Linked DNA regions of Homo sapiens: region 1 is linked to region 2. A link is an interaction called in ENCODE POLR2A ChIA-PET data of the cell type or tissue named here. Cell type or tissue: PC-9. All regions are shown on one strand. Region 1 has its middle 5.2 kb from the start of ANKRD40. Region 2 holds the start of XYLT2 (xylosyltransferase 2).

Region 1 (2,500 bases), 370 kb after region 2:
TCCAGACTAGCCTGGACAACACAGTGAAACCCTGACAGTAAGACCCTGTCTTAAAATAAGTAAGTAAATAAATAATTTTTAAAAAGAAGACAGCCAAAGACTGAAGAATACAGATGGTTCCCAACTTATGATGGTTGCAGTTAGGATTCTTTTACTTTACAACAGTGCAAAAGTGATACACAAAAGTGCAAAAATAAGTAGAAACCTTACTTTGTGTAACCAAACAACTATTCTGTTTCTCATTTTCAGTACAGTATTTAATAAATTACGTGAGATATTCAACACTTTATTATAAAATAGGCTTTGTGTTAGATGATTTTACCCAACTGTAGGCTAATTAAAGTATTCTCAGCACATTTAAGGCTAGGCTAAGTTATGATGTTTGGTAGGTATATTAGTCTATTTTCACACTGCTATCAGGAACTACCTAAGGCTGGGCACAGTGGCTCATGCCTATAATCCCAGCACTTTGGGAGGCCAAAGACAGGTGGATGATCACTTGAGGCCAGGAGTTGGAGACCAGCCTGGCCAACATGGAGAAACCCTGTCTCTACTAAAAAATACAAAAATTAGGTGGGTGTGATGGCGCAAGCCCATAATCCCAGCTACTCGGGAGGCTGAGGCACAAGAATCACTTGAACCTGGGAGGAAGGGGCTGTAGTGAGCCTAGATTGTGCCACTGCACTCCAGCCTGGGCGACAGAGCAAGACTTTGTTTAAAAAAAAAAAAAAGAAAAAAGAACTACCGGAGACTGGGTAATTTATAAAGTAAAGAGGTTTAATTGGCTCACAGTTCCACATGGCTGGGGAGGCCTCAGGAAACTTACAATTATGGGAAGGCGAAGCAAGCGCCTCCTTCACAGGGTGGCAGGAGAGAGAGCGAGAGAGCGAAGGGGAAGAGCCACACTTTTAAACCATCAGATGTCCTGAGAACTCACTCCCTATCACGAGAACAGCATGGGGGAACCGCCGCCATTATCCAATCACCTCCCACCAGCTTCCTCCCTGGACACATAGGGATTACAATTTTAGATGAGATTTGGGTGGAGACACAGAGCCAAACTATCCATAGGCTAGGTGCATTAAATGCATTTTCAACCTAATGGACGTATTGGGATCTAACCCCTTTGTAAGTTGAGGAGCATCTGTAGTCAACATTTTAATGACGGACAGAAGAGAAGAAATTCTCAAATGAGAGCAGAGGAGCAGCTATTAATAGACTAGCAGGAGGAAAAGCAAAGGAGTGGGAGGGTTTGGAGACAAGGGAGTGATCCACAGGGTCAAATGCTGCAGAAAGGGCAAGAAAGAAAGGGCTGAAACACATGAAATGGGTTTAACCATCACAAGCTTGCTGGTGCCATTGAAGAGGAAAGGTGCAGTGAGGTGGTACAGGTAGCCACCAGACTTTCTTAGTCCATTTGGGATGCTATAACAAAATACCACAACCTGGGTGGCTTATAAGCAACTGAAATTTTTTTCTCACAATTCTGGAAGCTGAAATTCCAAGATCATGGTACCAGCATGGTCAGGTTCTGTCGAGGGCCCTCTTCTGGGTTGCAGACTGCCAGCTTCTCATTTTTTCCTCACATGGCATGGCAGAAGGGGCAAAGGAGCTCTCTCGGGCCTCATTTATGAATGGCACTAATACCATTCCTGAGGTCTCTGCCTTCATGACCTAATCACACCTGAAAGGTCCTGCCTTTTTTTTTTTTTTTTTTTTTTGAGACAGGGTCTTGTTCTGTCACCCAGGCTGGCACCTGACCTAAAAAACAAACAAAAACAAACAAACAACAACAACAACAACAAAAAACCTTTCATTCTAAGGGAAGAAATTGCTATTTGCAATATCGTGTGACAAACCCAAAAATATGCAAGGATGCTTCAGGTAAAATGATGGCACAAAGAAGGTGATCAGTGTGTAGCAGGTGGAGGGCCAGGGTCCAGGGTGGCGTTGTGGAGCTGCTGAAACTGGGGCTGTAAGCTGAAAGATGAGTAGGGGCTCGTATCTGTAACCCCGGCTGCTCAGGAGGCTGAGGCAGGAGTGAGACCGTCTCTGAAAAAAGGATGAGTAGGTGTTGCTTGCTGCTGGAGTGGAAGAGCTTTCCATGCCTGGAGCAACGTAGATGGTGAAATGCAGGAATCAAGGGTCTTCCAAGTACTGGAAGCAGTAGCAGATGAAGTTGGAGAAGGGGGTCAGAGCACAGACCACCTTGTGGTGTTTGAACCTTAGAGTGGAGATGATGGGGAGCCATCGCCTCTAAGGTTGGAGGCGTTTTGTTTGTTGGTTTGTTTGTTTGTTTTTTGAGACCCAGGCTGGAATGCATGGTGCCATCTTGGCTCACTGCAGCCTCTGCCTCCTGGGCCTCCAGCAATCCTCCCACCTCAGCCTCCTGAGTAGCTGGGAATAGAGGCGCGTGCCACCATGCCCAGCTACTTTTTGTATTTGCAGTAGAGACAGGGTTTCGCCACATCACCAAGGCTGGTCTCAAGCTCTGGAGCTC
Region 2 (2,500 bases):
GGGTGGCAGAACGAGACTCAAAAAAAAAAAAAAAAAAAAAAAAAAAAAAAAAAAGCCAGGCGCGGTGGCCACGCCTGTAATCCCAACACTTTGGGAGGCTGAGGTGGGCAGATCATGAGGTCAGGAGATTGAGACCATCCTGGCTAACACGGTGAAACCCCGTCTCTCCTAAGAATACAAAAAAAAAAAAAATTAGCCAGTCGTGGTGGTGGGCGCCTGTAGTCCCAGCTACTACTTGGGAGGCTGAGGCAGGAGAATGGCGTGAACCTGGGAGGCAGAGCATGCAGTGAGCCGAGATCGCGCCACTGCACTCCAGCCTGGGCAACAGAGCAGACTCCGTCTCAAAAAAAAAAAAAAAAAAAAGAGAGAAATGGGGGAAAGGAAAGGAAAGGATAGCCACTAAAATGTTAATGATGATCATCTTAAGGGGTGGGATTGTAGGTGACTTTTACTTTTTTTCTTATTCGTTTAGTGTTTAAATGTTATATAATGGATATTTATTACTTATATAATCAGTGAAAAATAAAGCTATTTTCATTGTTGTGGGGGGAATTCTTGGCAGGTAGAAGTCCCTAGAGGATCTGATTTAATGAGCACACAAGATCAATATTTAATTAACATATCAATTGCCGGGATGTCAACTGATGTTTTCCAAAATCATTGAAGTGTAGGCTCTCTTAAGTAGCCAAACTGTCGTCGGAAACATAGTTTACAATTCTCCCATTTAACAAACGCGGAGGAACAGAATGATTACAAATGCTAAAGCGCAGAAGACGATTAAAGGAGGTTATTTATGTACCATCAAATGCTTGTGTATCCTGTACACATCAGTTTAGAATTCTCTCATCAACCCAACCTTGTGGCAACTTCCAAACCCCTCCATCATGGCCTTCTAACTTTTCAAACTTTTTTTTTTGTAAGCCACTTCTCTTTCCAGACCTCTCTGTAGTGGTTCCTAACGTCTTCCCTTTAAACCTTCTAACTTGTGTTTGCTATTTTTATGACTTCCTCCTCCCAGTGCCTGGCTTCCCCAGCTGGGGATTCACCTTGCTTTGGTGGCCACTGTTTTGCTCTTCTCGCCTTCCCTCTCTCCATGGGCCTGCCAGGCTTAGGGAAGGCCGCAGGTGCTTAGACCTTGTCCAATGCGGTGCTCATTGAACACGCCGGGTTCTCAAACAAATGTTAGGGACAGCTGGTTAGACGGGAATCTGGGCCTCCCCTGCTTGCTTTCCGCAACATTTCTTGAGCATTGCTGGGTGTCCAAGGCAGGGCGAGATCCCAGAGCAGTCACGACCGGATGTATGATTGGTGCTCACTGCACAGTGCTGGGGACGCACAGGGAGGATGCCACTGATGGTGTAGGGGGTGGGGACTTGGCAGAGGGAGCAGCATGTGTCGAGGTCTACTGGTTCTCCAAGTTTGGTCCCAGAGCAAAGGCATCAGCATCACCTGGGAACCTGCTGAAAATTCTAATGCTTAGGCCTCACTACCGACCTACCAAAGCAGACACTCTGGGGGAGGGAGGAGGGGCACTAAAAATCTGTTTTATCAAGACCTCCAAGAGACTCCAACACACGCTAGAGTAGTTTGAGAACCACGACTCTGGGAGCGGCCTGAGGATGCTTAGGATGAGCGCAGAGCGGAAAGGAGGATTCGTGAAGGCTCTCTGATGCCAGTCAAGGGGTTAGACTTTGCCCCGCAGGTGCGGCCTCCAGGTTTTTAAGCAGACGCCTGTGGCTCTCACACGCCCTCTCCCAAGGCGGCGTCTCTGGGAGCCCTGGCGTTCCCTGGGCCCCCGGGACCGAGAGCTTACCCGCGTGGGACTGAACTCGCCCACGACCCCCGACACCAGGCAAGAGAGGTTGTGCCGCAGACCCTCCACTCCCCAGCACCAGGCGCTCGCCGTCCAGGTGGAGGGGAGCACACGTGGGAGCCAGGGGCACCGGCGGAGACACGAGCGCAGAAGGCACGCGCTCAAGCCCACGCCCGCGACTGCCGGGACTGAAGGTGTTGCGAGCCCCGGCTCCACCCCTAGCCTGCGGTGCGCCGTGCTTTGGCCCCGCAGGCCCCGCCCCCGGCCCCGCCCCGGCGCGCGCCCGGCCCGCCTCCCTAGGCGTGGAGGAGGGGGGGCGGCTCAGCCCCGCGCCCGTGCGCGCGCTCGCGGCCGGGTTGCAGGGCTGGGCGCGCGCCCCGCGTCCCGGGCAGGAAGATGGTGGCGAGCGCGCGAGTGCAGAAGCTGGTGCGGCGCTACAAGCTGGCGATTGCCACGGCGCTGGCCATCCTGCTGCTGCAGGGCCTGGTAGTGTGGAGCTTCAGCGGCCTGGAGGAGGACGAGGCGGGCGAGGTGCTCCGACGGCCGGGCGGGCGGGCAGGCCGGGCGCGGGGGCGCGCGGGGTCCTGGCGGGGCTGCGGGCGGCCCCAGCCGGGGAAGTGGGGCACGGGCCGCGTGCGTGCGTGCGGGGCGCCGGCGGTCGCCCAGAGCGGAGCATCCGGCCCCCGG

What was found. ChIA-PET counts read pairs that join two places held together with the same protein. Peaks named below come from ENCODE experiments on the same cell type or tissue, not always from the same donor. Only the 100,000 strongest peaks of a DNase experiment are listed, where the experiment ranks them.
Region 1: POLR2A ChIA-PET joins it to region 2 with 26 read pairs; 2 of 35 experiments call an interaction of 5 or more read pairs at or near these places.

Annotation. Positions count from the first base shown.
Region 1 is chr17:50,711,869-50,714,368 of GRCh38, forward strand. No RefSeq gene overlaps it. Among named protein-coding and RNA genes, the nearest start is that of ANKRD40, 5.2 kb to the left of the region's middle. In PC-9, no CTCF peak of the experiment used is centred here; no DNase peak of the experiment used is centred here.
Region 2 is chr17:50,343,932-50,346,431 of GRCh38, forward strand. XYLT2 (xylosyltransferase 2) reads left to right here and starts at 2,195. Exons shown (of 11, transcript NM_022167.4): 1 at 2,195-2,344. The coding sequence starts at 2,210. RefSeq lists silencers at 1,982-2,181, 2,242-2,341, 2,412-2,500. In PC-9, no CTCF peak of the experiment used is centred here; no DNase peak of the experiment used is centred here; H3K4me3 peaks cover 1,078 bases.